Linked DNA regions of Homo sapiens: region 2 is linked to region 1. The links are chromatin contacts, found by Hi-C or POLR2A ChIA-PET in ENCODE. All regions are on one chromosome and are shown on one strand. Each heading gives the region's core, a stretch centred on a gene start or an enhancer-like site at or near the end of the contact. The rest is flanking DNA. Distances are from core to core; before and after follow the strand shown.

Region 1 (6,835 bases), core at 2,761-5,260:
CAGTGCCTCAAACAATGGGTGCCACCAACCCCAGTGCCAGGCCACCCGTTCTCTCCCTTGGGCTCTGCTCTGGAATTTTAAACACACAACCAACTGCTTCTCAAACCTTGGGCTGAGACCAGACTGGCCAGGCAGCGACAGTACCACAGCAAATCTTACTATAGGAAGAGGAAAGGAAAAAGGAGGACCTCCCCCCTTATGGCAGCAAAGTCCTTCCTCGTCTTGTGTACTGGAGGCCACGGGGGTACGAGATGACCTTGATGCTCACCACTGACCATTCTGGGCGTCAAGAATAGGAGTGGTTCTAGGGGCAAATTCTGGAAAGGTTTAAGAAAGCGGATCCATTTTTCCTTCTCCTTCAGCTCAGGGGATTCGCGTTCCCTTGTATGAAGAAAAACATGGTGAACAGGGTGAATTTTTACCCAGAAAGCTGAGCCTTCACATTCTCCCAAATGACCTCTTATTTTATGAAAACCTAGTGGCCACTTAAAAATACGCTCTTACCTAACGAGGAAGCAATGGCTTCAATTTGAGACTTCTCTAGGATCTCAACTTCAGTGCTTTTCACCTTAATTCTGCAGAGACAAAATCGACGTTACACACCACCAGCCAACGCCGCCAAGACATTTTCAAACATGTTTTCCTTTAGATAACAAAAGAATTATTTTCATTTTCCTCCTCAACCTTCCACTTAAACCAAAAGTCACAGCCAACTAGGAATTCATCTGCCTGAGGTTACAGGCAGCAAGAACCCTGGTGAATGGTTTTTTTTTTTTTTTCCTTTTAAGACAGAAAAGGTTGGCTGGATTTAAAAGCAAAAATGAATTCAAATTGTGACTTTTATGAAGCAAATCCTACTTTCAACTGCACAAATCACTCCTTTGTTAGATTTTCAGAGTAGATGGTAATGTCACTAAAAGCTGTTTACAGCCCAGCAGGTGTGTTTTGGTTTAAAAGGATGTGCTTTCCTTTTAAACTCGAGTATTCAATTACCTTCCCAGCCGCAGGGAAAGTGTGAGCTAGGGACCAAGCGAGCTTCAGAGGCAGCTCTGAAGATGCAGGCAGGAGGGAGTGGGGCAGGGGGAGCTCCACAAGGAAGAGCAACAGGGGAGCCAATGCCTTGGACTACGCGGGATCAGTCTCCTTGCTCTCTTCAGAACTGGGAATTCTCACGACAGATGCACCCTCGCCAATCACGCAGGACTGACCGGGGCGTCGGAATCGCCGTCATTCTAGATGATCTACACCTTCCCGGTGCCAGACGCGCCCTCGCCACAATCACGCAGGACTGACTGGGGCGTCGGAATTGCTGTCATTCTAGACAATCTACACCTTTCCCAGTGCCAGACACTCACGGAGCAGAACAATGTGCCGCCTGGTCATCAGTTATTTGCCTTTTGAACGTTAAACGCTGGTTTAGAGTGACAGGCTCAAAAACCAAATATTTCAAAATTGATGGGCCTGTCACAGACGTTTCTGAAAAAAGACACACAGATCTCTGGGAAGGAAACATCCCTATTTTCCTGGCATGGCACTGATTAAGAAACAGTCAAAAAAAAAAAAAAAAAAGGAAATATCCCTATTTTAACCACAAATAGGGTCTACCCTGAGTATAATTTACATGTATTCAGTGTTTGTACCAATCTCTCCATAGATCTCACAGAATGCCTCGTTTGGATCTTCAGCTTCCAAACTGACATAAAATCAAACTAGTTGCTTTCTCATGAGGTTATTATGAGCATTAATGAATTACACAAATGGTGAATAAGCCCATTAAGAGTGGGCTGGGCTTCAACTGTTTTGGGGGAGTAGGGGATTGAAGTATCAGAAATCTACACGGGAAAAAACAGTATTAAAACAACACAACACTTAACTTTTCCTCTAGAGAGAGGATTTGCACAGCTAGAAAATATTCCTTTCTTCTCTTATTTTTTGTTGAAGTCGCGGTTCGGGCCAAAACCTACATTTAAAACAAAAGAAAATCCTTGTTATTACAACAGCTGACAGTGAGAAACAGTGGCAAACTTTAGCACAAATGCAGCAGGTAATCCTGAAGGCCTATAACCATGGGATTTCAGATATTTGGTCCAATCCCCATTGTTTCACAGATGGGGAAACTGAGGCATGAGAGGCCAGTGGCAGACAAAGACAAGGACCTGGGCTTTTGCATTGCAGCTGAGCACTGTCTACTGAATTGCTGGAAAGCATTCCCTGAACACGACCATAATTTACTATCACAGGGCTGCTTGCCAGATCTTTCCTTGAGTTACAGCCTTACATGCCTTTTTACAGCTGATTCTTTTTTTTTTTTTAGTGTGAAAAAAAAAAGACATTTCTGGAAGTGTAACCTTGGAAGCACTAGACCAAAACCCCATTAAATGGGGAACGAGAATCAGTGCCAACCGTGTTCTGGCTCAATTATTTCACTGAAGCAAATCCTAGGTATCTCCTGATCAAGATTTTACTTGTCACCCGAAAGTCATTTCTAAGTCCTGAAGTTACAGAATAATGGCTGTCACCTTCGCAGGCCATAATCGCTTTTCCCATCGGCAGAGGACATACTTGGCATCCGCCATCATTTACACTCATGTGGCAAGTGGCAATGATTTGGCACAACGTACTCCCAGGTCTCACGCCAATGTGTCCTGGAACGAAATTTGCACGGTGGTTTATACAACTGTTTGCTGGCGATGTTAACGCAGACACAGCCCTCAGGGGCAAAGGTTAGCTCGACTTAGCCTCAAGTAGATGGTTTAATTCCACAATCTTGCATTGAGATGCTCAATGCCAAAAAGCAGACTGACAAACAGAAACGACGGGGCTCGGTATCCAGGGAGGCGCCTGCATTTTTTCATAAATAAAATACAGCACAGTCCCTCCCAAAGGTTCTATCTAGATCAGTTTTAAAAGGCTCCTGAATAAATCATCTCCGTGCGGAAGACCTGCCTCCGACCTCGGCAGGAGAGGCATTTTACACAATCAAAGCTCACAACCCTCCCCAATTTGGGGAGTTAACAGTTGACCACAGCACACACACAAAAATAAGAGCGGAAAAACGACTGCTCTTTTGGCTGCCATGTCCCTGAAAGAACGGGGACAGCTGCAGACCGTTCACAGCATCAATGGGAAGGACTGGCTTGGCTGTTGACAGAAATGAAAAGGAGGTTTGGGGGTGGGGGTGGAATTTAGCAACAACGGAGGGGGGCGTCCCCGCAGCAGGGAAGAGGAGGTTCCCAGCAGAGGTAGGGGTGGCGTTTCCAGCAAGAGAGGGGATCACAGCAGCAGCAGAAGTAGGGGTCCAGGCAGCAGGGACAAGATTTCATGGCGGAGGAAGGGTTGCGGCTTGCAGGAACGGGGGATTCAGGCAACAGAGAAGGGGGTCACAGCAGAAGCGGGGGGGCTCAGGGAGCAAGAACGAGGGCTCACGGAGGAGGTGGAGCGGAGGGTCCAGGTGGCAGGGATGGGGGATTTCACGGTTGGGGGTGGGGAATCCAGGGAAGCAGATGGGGGTCCAGGCAAGAGATGGGGTTCACGGCAGACGTGAGGGGGATCCAGGGAAGGAGATAGGGGTCCAGGCAGCAAGGATGGGGGAGCGGGTCCAAGCAAGAGATGGGGTCCGGGCGGCAGGGACGGGAAAAGGAGTCCAGGCAAAGTGAGGGGCCCACGGCGCCAGGGGCGGAAAAGGGGGTCCGGGCAGAGTGGGGGACCCACGGCGGTAGGGACCGGGCGCTCCCGGAGGAGTCTCTAGGCCGGGGCCCCCCCTCCCCCCAGGCCCGGCCTCCTCGCCTCAGCCCCGCCCGGCGGAACCGAGGGGACGCATCCCGCGGGCTCACCGGGCCCCCGGCTTTCCCCAGCGCGGCGCCCCAAGCCCGGGCAAGGAGGCCGCAGCGGCCGCAACAGCGGAGGACCCGCCCGCCAACCGCTGCCGTCCGCGCCGCCCGCGCTCACCGCCTCCGCCACCGCCGCCGCCGCCGCCGCCGCCGCTCCCCGCGGGGCCGGGGGCGGGGCTTGCCTCGCGGCGGCGCCAAGCTCCGCCCCCTTCCGCCCGCTGCCCAATGGGACGCGCGCGCTCCCAAGGAGCGCCGGCCTCGCCCTCTCCGGCGTCCACGGCCGCGCGCCGGCCCCGCCCCTTCCGCCGCGCGTCTACCCCTTTTTCCCGGGAGTGCTGCCTGAGGAGACCGGTTGGCGGGGCATGTGTGGCCGCTCCCGGGCGCCGCCCTCCCGCGCTCCCGGCCCTTTGTCCTGCAGTCAGACCCCGGACACCGCCCTCGCGGGTCTCGGTGGGAAAACAGGCTCCCCCGCCCGCGGCGATCCCTGAGAGAACCTTCCAGAACTTTCGAGAATCTTCCAGGTCCTACGGCACCTCCCAGCCCGGGAGCTGCGCGCCACGGACCCAATTCCAGCAGATCCCAACCGATCCCAAAGCCAGGCATCCCCGCAAAGGCGTCATAAGCTTCTGAACTAGAGCAGGACCCACCTTGGGAGGGTCCCAAGACCCCGGGGGGCACCGGAAACAGCCGCGGGTGGCGGGAGCCCCGGAGCGGTCGCTCCATCAGTGTCAGGCCTTTCCCTGAGCGGTTTTTGATTTTTTTTCAGACGGAGTCTCGCTCTGTCACCCAGGCTGGAGTGCAGTGGCGCGAGCTCAGCTCACTGCAGCCTCCTCCTGCTGGGATTACAGGTGCGCGCCACCCCACCCGGCTAATTTTTGTATTTTTAGTAGAGAATACTAAATGTTGATCAGGCTGCTCTCAAGCTCCTGACCTCAGGTGATCGGCCTGCCTCGGCCTCCCAAAGTATTGGGATTACAGGCCTGAGCCACCTCGCCAGCCCCCACAGTTCTTTAAAAGCAAAGGAGGCCGAATTGGCAGATCCTTTAAGCCCAAGGATTGGAGACCAGCCTGGGCAACATGGCGAGACCCCATCTCTATAAAAAAGATACAGGCTCACTCCTGTAATCCCAGCAGGAGGCCGAGGCGGGCAGATCACATGAGGTCAGGAGATCGAGACCAGCATTGCCAACATGGTGAAACCCCGTCTTTACTACAAATAGAAAAATTAGCCGGGCGTGGTGGCGATGCCTGTAATCCCAACTATTCAGGAGGCTGAGGCAGGAGAATCGCTTGAACCCGGGAGGCGGAACTTGCAGTAAGGGGAGATCGCGCCACTGCACTCCAGCCTGGGCAACAGAGTGGGACTTCGTCTCAAAAAAGGAAAAAATTAAAAGACTTACAGCAGCATTCGTCACGCACTGGCCCCGACTCTTCAAGGGGAAGGGGCGACAGCAAAGCCGGCTCTAACTTCTTTTTCCTTCTCACATTTGCGGGAATAGAAGGTTTGTGTCTTCGGTCGATCCCAGCAACCTCAGCGACTGATTTTTTTTCCTTTATCAAGTTGAGAATGTTCACCTTTCACTTGTTTTTTATTTTTATTTACATTTTTGAGTCGAAGTTTGGCTCTGTGGCCCAGGCTGGAGTGCAGCGGCCCAGTCATAGCTCACTGCAGCCTCAACCTCCCAGGCTCAAATGATCCTTCCACCTTAGCCTCCGGAGTAGCTGGGACCACAGTGCGCACCACCATGGCTGGCTAAGATTTTTATTTTTTGTAGAGAGAGGGTCTTGCTATGCTGGCCAGGCTGGTTTCGACCTTTTGGGCTCAAGTGATCCTCCCACCTCGGCTCCCCAAAGTGCTGGGATCACAGGTAGGATCCACCTTGCTCAGCCGTCTCAGTTTGTCTATAAAATGGGGGTGGTGGTCTGTGGGTGGTTGGCAAGAACTATGTCTCTGATATCCTCTCACGTTAAATCTGAGCTGGCGGTGGCTCAGGCCTGTAATCCCAGCACTTTGGGAGGTCAAGGCAGACATATCGCCTGAGGTCAGGAGTTCGAGACCAGCCTGGCCAATATAGAGAAACCCCCATCGCTACTAAAAATACAAAAATTGGCTGAGCGTGGTAGTGTGCACCTGTAATCCCAGCTATTTGGGAGGCTGAGGCAAGAAAATCTCTTGAACCCAGGAGGCGGAGGTTGCAGTGAGCTGAGATCGCGTCAGTGTACTCCAATGTGGGTGACAGAGCAAGACTGACTCTGTCTCAAAAAGAAAAAAGAAAAAATCCTGGGCTGGCGTGTGACCTGCTTCAGCCCAGGGAATACAGCAGAAGGGGTGCTGTGCCAGATCCAAGCCTCTGCCTCAGGAGGAGTGGGGCCCAGTGCGGTGGCTCCCGCCTGTGCTTTGGGAGGTGCTTTGGGAGGCTGAGATGGGAGGATCACATGAGCCCAGGAGTTGGAGACAGGCCTGGGCAACATAGTGAGACCCTGCCTGTACAAAAACAAAAAAGAATTAGCCAGGCATGGTGATGCACACCTGTAGTCCCAGCTACCCAGGAGGCTGAGGCAGGAGGATTGCGTGAGTCTGGGAGGTCGAGGCTGCAGTGAACCGTGATTGCACCACTGCACTCCACATGACAAAGCAAGACCCTGTCTCAAAAACAAAACAAAACAAAACACAGCGTGGCAACAGCTCACGCCTGTAATCCCAACACTTTGGGAGGCCAAGATGGGAGGATTCCTTGAGCCCAGGAGTTCAAAGCTCCTATGAGCTCAAATGAGGTATATTTTTTTAATTTGTTTTAGAGACAGAGTCTTGCTCTTGTTGCCCAGGCTGGAGTGCACTGGTGCAATCTCGGCTCGCTGCAACCTATACCTCCCAGGTTCAAGCCATTCTCCTGCCTCAGCCTCCCCAGTAGCTGGGATTACAGGCACACGCCACCACACCCGCCTACTTTTTGTATTTTTAGTAGAGACGGTTTCACCATGTTGGCCAGGCTGGTCTCGAACTC
Region 2 (6,835 bases), core at 3,144-5,643, 160 kb before region 1:
GAGCGAGACCCTGGCAAAAAAAAAAAAAAAAAGTAAGAAACTAAAAATTGCTAAAGTGAAAAAAAATGGATGAATGCCTTCAGATGAGGCTCAATCCAGGAACTCAAACAACCTTCTCAGAAATCTAGACTTTTGGGCTGGGCACGGTGGGTGGCACATGCCTGCAATCTCAGCAGTGTGGGAGGCTGAGGCAAGAGAATCACTTGAGTTCAGGAGTTCGAGACCAGCCTGGGCAACAGGGGGAGACCCCCAACTCTACAAAAAATATAAAAATTAGCCAGGCATGGTGATGCATGTCTGTAGTCCCAGCTACTTGGAAGGCTGAGGTAGGAGCATCTCTTGAGCCCAGGAGTTTGAGACCAGCCTGGGTCGGGACAACATAGCAAGATCCTGTCACTACTAAAGATCAAAAAAATTAGCCAGATGTGATGGCATGCATCTGTAGTCCCAGCTACATGGGAGGCTGAGGTGGGAGGATCGCTTGAGCCCAGGAGGTCAAGGCTGCAGTGAGCTGTGATTGCACCACTGCACCCCAGCCTGAGCGACAGAGCAAGACCCTGTCTCAAAAAAAAGTAAAAAAAGAAAGAAAAGGACAGAAAGATAAAAAGAAAAAAAAGAAATCTGGCCCCTTCCATTTGCTGCCGTCTGTCAGCATCTGCTTGAGACAGTGCATCTCTTCGAGCAGTCAAGAAAGTCCAGCCTACCTCAACTCACGCCATCCCTGGAGCCCACCCCAGCCACGGGAAACCACCTTTTCCTCTAATGGCCCAGTTCAAGTCCCAGGGCAGGCTCTCATTGGCCCACTTGGGTCACATGGTCATCCCCCAGCCAATCCCCGTCTCTAGGAGATGGAATTATCTGTTTGGCCAAGCATGGGTTACGTCATACACAATGGAGGAGGTGGGCCAGTCCACCTGATCCACGTCGCCTGAAAGTGACAGAACAGGTGGTTTTCAGCACGTGAAGGTGGAGGGGAAGGGGCACCCTGGGGAGGCCATGTCACAGGCCTGGAGCCTGGGCAGTGGGGTAAGAAAGCAAGAGGTCTCTTCCAGGAATTCTGGACGGTGCCCGGGGCACTGGGTGCCTGCAGGGAACAGATTCCGAGCGTGCACAAGAAACCGGCACAGAATGAGGACCGGGCGAGCAGCGGCCAAGGAGGGTCCAGGGCCCTGAGTCCCATGGGGTGACTCCAGCCGGGGAGGGTCCCAACTCTGCGTGGCCCCTGCTGGTGCCCAGGAACAGACGGACAGCCCCAGGGACCGGGGGGTCCAGGGGTCTGTGGGGCAGGGATGGGGAGGCCCCACCCAGTCCACGCAGGAGGTTGAGGTATCCTGGGACCACCGTGTCCTAGGTTTTGCATTTTTAGTAGAGACGGGGTTTCACCTTGCTGGTCAGGCTGCTCTCGAACTCCTGACCTCAGGTGATCCACTGGCCTTGGATCCCCAAAGTGCTGGGATTACAGGCGTGAGCCACCGTGCCCAGCCCAGTGTCTGCAATTTGATGAGTTTGCACATATGCAGTCACCACACTCAAGATGACAGGCCTACCTGTCACTTCCCGAGGTCCCTTGTGTCCCACTGTTTTTGTTCTTTTATGGTAAGAACCCTTACCATGAAATCTACCCTGTGAACACAGTTTGAAGTGTGGGGTACCATACTGTTCACTGTAGCCCAGTCACACAGCAGATCGCGGCATTCCTTAAGCCTCAAGGCCATACAACCATGAAGGAAATGGAACCTAATTGATCCACATCCGCCGGGACCCGCGTCTCAGTCTCCCCTCTAGCCCTGACGCTGCCTCAAGGAGGGGGTCCAGGCTGAAATTCAGAGTAGGGGGACTCGGCTGATTCCTGGGTCAGGGTCCAGGCAAGGGCAGGGGAATGTAGTAAGCTGGGACCCCGCCCAACTGGGACCCCAGGAGCCTCTGAGCCTCAGCAGCCACCCCCTCCACCTACACCGGGTGTCTTAGGCTGAGCTCCCAGCCTCCTCCTAGGGACATCCAGAGGACAGAGGTGGGAGACGGTAGGGGACAAGAACTGGGGGTGGGGGGCAGCCCTCCACATCTTCACCACCACCTCTGCCAATCTTGCCAGCTCTAGAGCCCCCACGCAGGGTGCAGTGGCTGCGGTATGCACTCCCAGGAGGGAACAGGGGCTGCGGGGTACACTTTCCATAGAACTCAGTGCCTACTGTATGCGCTCCCTGCAGGAGACAGCGCCTTATGTATACCTTCCTTGCAGGATGCAGCACCTGCTGTATACCTTCCTTGCAGGATGCAGCACCTGCTGTATATACTCTCTACAGGATGCAGTGACTGCTGTATGCACTCCTCTGAAGGTGCCATATCTACTGTATACACTCCTTTGCAGGGCAGAGTCTACTCTATGCATTTCTACAAGATGCAGCACCTGCTGTATACCCTTCCTGCAGAGCATAATGCCTGCTGTGTGTGCTCCCTGTGGGCGCTGTGCTTTCTGTATACCTTCCCTGCGGGGCACAGGGCCTGCTGTCTGCACTCCCAGTGGAGCTCTGTGGACTGGACATCTGGGAATGGGGCACATCTGAGGAGGATACAATTGTCCTAATGACACATTGACACATGTCCTGAGCTGACTTCTTTCTTTCTTTCTTTCCTTTTTTTTTTTTTTTTTTTTTTTTGAGACGGAGTCTCGCCTGTCTCCCAGGCTGGAGTGCAGTGGCGTGATCTCGGCTCACTGCCACCTCTGCCTCCCGGGTTTAAGCGATTCTCGTGCCTCAGTCTTCCGAGTAGCTGGGATTACAGGCACTCACCGCCATGCCTGGCTAAGTTTTATATTTTTAGTAGATACTGGGTTTCACCATGTTGTCCAAGCTGGCTTCAAACTCCTGACCTCAGGTGATCCGCCTGCCTCGGCCTCCCACAGTGCTGGGATTCCAGGCATGAGGCGCCGCGCCCGGCCTGCCCTTCTCTCTTGACCCCTTCAGTGAGGGCCTTCTTGACATCCCCGCAACCACCACCCCCCAACCTGGGGCCATCAGTGGTGGGCCTGGGCTATTTTCTCCAATAGTCCAGGTCAGAAGGTGGGGGGTCATACATTCCAGGGGGCTGCCTTACCCGCTGGCCTGGGACTGGCTGGGTTGTTCACAGCTGTGCACACAGTAGGTGCTCAATAAATGGCATATGGGTGGCTCTGCTGACATGCTACAGGCTGGAGGGCAGACTGAGTTGGACCAGCAACACCCTGTATGTCCCCAGCAAACCTCTCTCCCTGTGGTCAGCGCTGTGGGACAGCAGGGTGGGCTTCCTGGAGGAGGGGGTGCTCAGACCGAGCCTGGGTGGAGCCCAGGGAGCAGGACAGTCCCTCCACCCCCTCCTTTAGTGCCCCAGTCCCTCAGCCCGCCCGCCAGGGGGCGCCGTGGGGCGACACCAGAAACTGGTGGAGCCCAGAACCCAGGGCCTGGTCTCATCCCTGCGTGGGTGGGCACGGGGCGGCTCACAGACGCCCGGCGGGAAAGGGTGGGGTGGGGGGAGTCCCGGGGTGCCCCCTCGCGTTGCCGGTCCGCGCAGAGCCGGATTCCAGATGGAAGGTTCGCGGTGGAGATCCCTGCCGGGCCCACTGCTGGGATGGGGAAACTGAGGCCGGAGAGGGTGTGGCCGCGGCTGTGAGGGAGAGGGACCGCCTGGACCCGGGTCTGGCTCTGAAGCCCCGCTGGCAGCCCCGGGGCCCGGCAGGGAGGGCGGGAGGCGGGGTGGGGCGCGTCCCCTGGTGACAGCAGCGCCCGGGAATGCGCCAGCTGGGAGGGTCTCTCCGCCCCCCGCGCGCGGCCCACGGGGCCGAGCCTCTCCCCAGTGCGCTGGGGCCCTGCGCTGGGGGTGACCGGGACCTGGGTCGGGGAACCCCCGGATGGGAGCCCAGGCGCGCCAGGGTCCCCATCCACGAGCAGGTCGACCCCCCGCGAGAGGGGTGAGGGGCAGGACCAGGGGAGGGGGCTGTGACCGGGGATGGGGACGCCGGTGGGACGCAATCCGGGCGTCGGCGGGGTAGGGGCAGCGCCCGGGACTCCCAGACCCAGGGCGGGGTGACCTCGGTTCGCGCACATTCCCGGGCCCTGAGCGCGGCGCCCGGAATAGCAGCCCCGGGGCAGAGGAGGGCGGTCAGTCCCCGCGCCGCGCCCCCGCCCGAGCCTGCCAAGGTCACCCGGACCCGGGCGCCCGACACCAGCCTGCGGCTCCGGGACCCCTGCGCTCGCGTCCGCCGGGCAGTCCCCTGCCGCAGATCCGCGCCCGCCGCGCGAGGGCGCCCGGGGCCGCCGCCCCTCCTGACCCGGGCCTGGGCGCGCCTGCGGAGGCCGCGGTGGGAGGGACCGTCCCAGGCTCCCCACCCCGCCCAGCACCTTGGGCCCCGCCGCTTCCGCTCGCCCTGGGGCCGCTCAGGGAGCCGGGACGCGCTGCCTGGGCTCCGCGCAGCCGGTAAGTCCATCTGCCTATCCTCCCACTTTCTCCGGGGGAAACTGAGGCCCAGAGGTGCGGCTTGCCTTGAGATCCCTCCGCCAGTCCGGGCTGCAGCCCACACGGGGAGGGGAGAGCCTTGATTCTGGGCAGGGCCCATTGAGGAGGGGGTAGGGTGGTCCTTGTAGCCCCCCACTTTTCACCACCTAGACCCCCACTCCTCAAACCAGGCTTAGAGTCCGGTGGGGGTGGTCAGAAGGTCAAGCCCCCTCCCCCTGTTTTTTTTGGTTGGTTGGTTGTTTTTGAGACTGAGTCTCACTATGTCGCCCAGGCTGGAGTGCATTGGCCCCATCTCGGCTCACTGCAACCTCCGCCTCCTGGGTTCAAGCGATTCTCCTGCCTTAGCCTCCCAAGTAGCTGGGATTACAGGTGTGCACCACCACACCGGGCTAATTTTTGTGTTTTAGTACAGATGGGGTTTTACCATGTTGGTCAGGCTGGTCCCAAACTTCTGACCTCAGGTGATCCGCCTGTCTTGGCCTCCCAAAGTGCTGGGATTACAGGCGTGAGCCACCGCACCTGGCCCCCCTCCCCTTGTTTTAAGTTTCTGGTGCAGACTTCTTCCTGCTTCCTGGGCCAGCCCAGGCTCTAGGCTCAGAGAGGGGCACGGATGCAGCAGACCACACAGCTGTCTCAGTACCTAGAGATACCCAGGACCCTAGACCCTTGGTGCCTCAGAAGTCCAAATGCTGGAGCCAGGGAAACAGGGTCCAGGTGGGACCCAGCCTCTTCCCCAGCTGGTGCCCGGGCCGGGGCTCACCCACCTGCCTTCAGGCTCTGCTGGCAGCAGGACGCCCTGGCTCACTTGGCGGCTGCTTCCCTTCCCCCCTCTTTCCCCCTGCAGGCTGGGGTCATGAGGAGGGTGTGGATGGCAAGTGACTTCATCCCTGCCCTGACAGGATGGAGAAACTAAGGCCCAGAGAGGCAGTCAGCCTCCTCCCCTTCCCTGCTCCAGCCTCAGCAGTGGCCCCTTCCCTCCACGGGCTGCCCCGGAGCTCAGTCCCACCCCCTCCGCCGATGAGGCCATGAGGCACCGAACGGACCTGGGCCAGGTCACCCCCTCCCTGTCCCATCCCCAATCCGGGGGACTCCCTGCTGTCTGGGAGCTGAGGGAGCCCTGGGGCCGGGGTGCAGCTGAGGGCCTCTTCTAGGGACCCAACTCCTGATCCAGCCCCTGCCGGCCGCACCTTCCGCAGGGTGTCACAGAATCATGGACTGAGTCCACTTGGCCCCCACTGCACAGATGGGGAAACTGAGGCCTGGGAGAGTGGAGTGGCTGGCCTCAGGCCACACGGAAAGGTAGAAGCAGTGATGGTGGGGAGGGCGGGGAGGGGGCCCCAGCCCTAGGAGGCACCTGTGTACTATTTTTGAATGATCCCTCCAATCATCAAGCATCGATTAAGCACCTACTGTCTGCATTATAGCACAATACACATATCAATAATATTGTAGGCTGGGTGCAGTGGCTCATGCCTATAATCCTAGCACTTTGGGAGGCCAAAGCAGGTGGATCACTTCAGGTCAGAAGGTTGAGACCAACCTGGCCAAGATGGTGAAACCCTGTCTCCACTAAAACGGCAAAAATTAGTCCGGCGTGGTGGCAGGCACCTGTAATCCTAGCTTCTCGGGATGCTGAGGCAGGAGAATTACTTGAACCGGGGAGGGTTGCAGTGAGCCGAGATCGCACCCCTGCACTCCAGCCTGGGCGACAGAGCGAGACTCCGTCTCAAAAACAAACTAACTAACAACAATAATAATTGCAGATGACATTCTGAGTTCTTCCTCTCCATACCGGGCTCCACGTCTCCTGTCTTCTTTACCTGATCCACAGGACCCCTCAACTTTCCTGTAAGGGAGGCTCTATTACCCCGTTTTTCAGAGACGAGAGGTAGGGCTCAGAGAGGTTTAGTTACTTTCCAAGATCACACAGCCAGTCAGGGCAGAGCCGGGACACAACCCTGTGTCTCTGGCGGTGGCTCTATGGACTCGGCCCCTCTGTTCCCCAGGCCCCACCTCTTCCAGAACCTCCTGCTCTTCCTGTGGGCCCTGCTGAACTGTGGTTTGGGGGTCAGTGCTCAGGTAAGGGGGGGCATGAGCCCAGGGGGTGGCGAGTGGGAATGGGGACCCAGTCAGCAGTGTGGGGTCACCAGCGTCCCCCTACAAGGCTGACCGTGCCTCTGTCTCCCCAAGTAGGGTCCGGGCGAGTGGACCCCGTGGGTGTCCTGGACCCGCTGCTCCAGCTCCTGCGGGCGTGGCGTCTCTGTGCGCAGCCGGCGCTGCCTCCGGTGAGCGGGGCCCGGAGGGGGTCCCTGCCCCTCCTCCCCCGCCGGCCCAGCCCGGCCCCTGG

Evidence for each region. A loop is a pair of places that touch in the nucleus more often than their neighbours do. ChIA-PET counts read pairs that join two places held with the same protein, here RNA polymerase II (POLR2A). Pooled maps may share reads with other maps.
Region 2: a pooled map shows a loop between it and region 1 (2.4-fold over the local background). The contact joins the promoter of ADAMTSL5 here to the promoter of PWWP3A in region 1. A Hi-C loop is called at or near these places in 6 of 50 pooled maps. POLR2A ChIA-PET finds 5 or more read pairs at or near these places in 2 of 52 experiments (H1 and K562).

What each region holds. Positions count from the first base shown.
Region 1 is chr19:1,352,134-1,358,968 of GRCh38, reverse strand. PWWP3A (PWWP domain containing 3A, DNA repair factor) reads right to left here and starts at 4,010. Exons shown (of 14, transcript NM_001369789.1): 1 at 3,834-4,010; 2 at 2,520-2,645; 3 at 1,875-1,960; 4 at 505-575. The coding sequence starts at 2,576. RefSeq lists silencers at 3,802-3,871, 3,932-4,221, 4,106-4,266, 4,252-4,351 and an enhancer at 3,324-4,209.
Region 2 is chr19:1,510,577-1,517,411 of GRCh38, reverse strand. It overlaps ADAMTSL5 (ADAMTS like 5), which reads left to right and starts at 4,393. Exons shown (of 12, transcript NM_213604.3): 1 at 4,393-4,449; 2 at 6,252-6,567; 3 at 6,682-6,773. The coding sequence starts at 6,469. LOC107985337 (a long non-coding RNA gene) reads right to left here and starts at 10. Exons shown (of 3, transcript XR_001753835.2): 1 at 1-10. RefSeq lists silencers at 3,280-3,359, 4,199-4,568.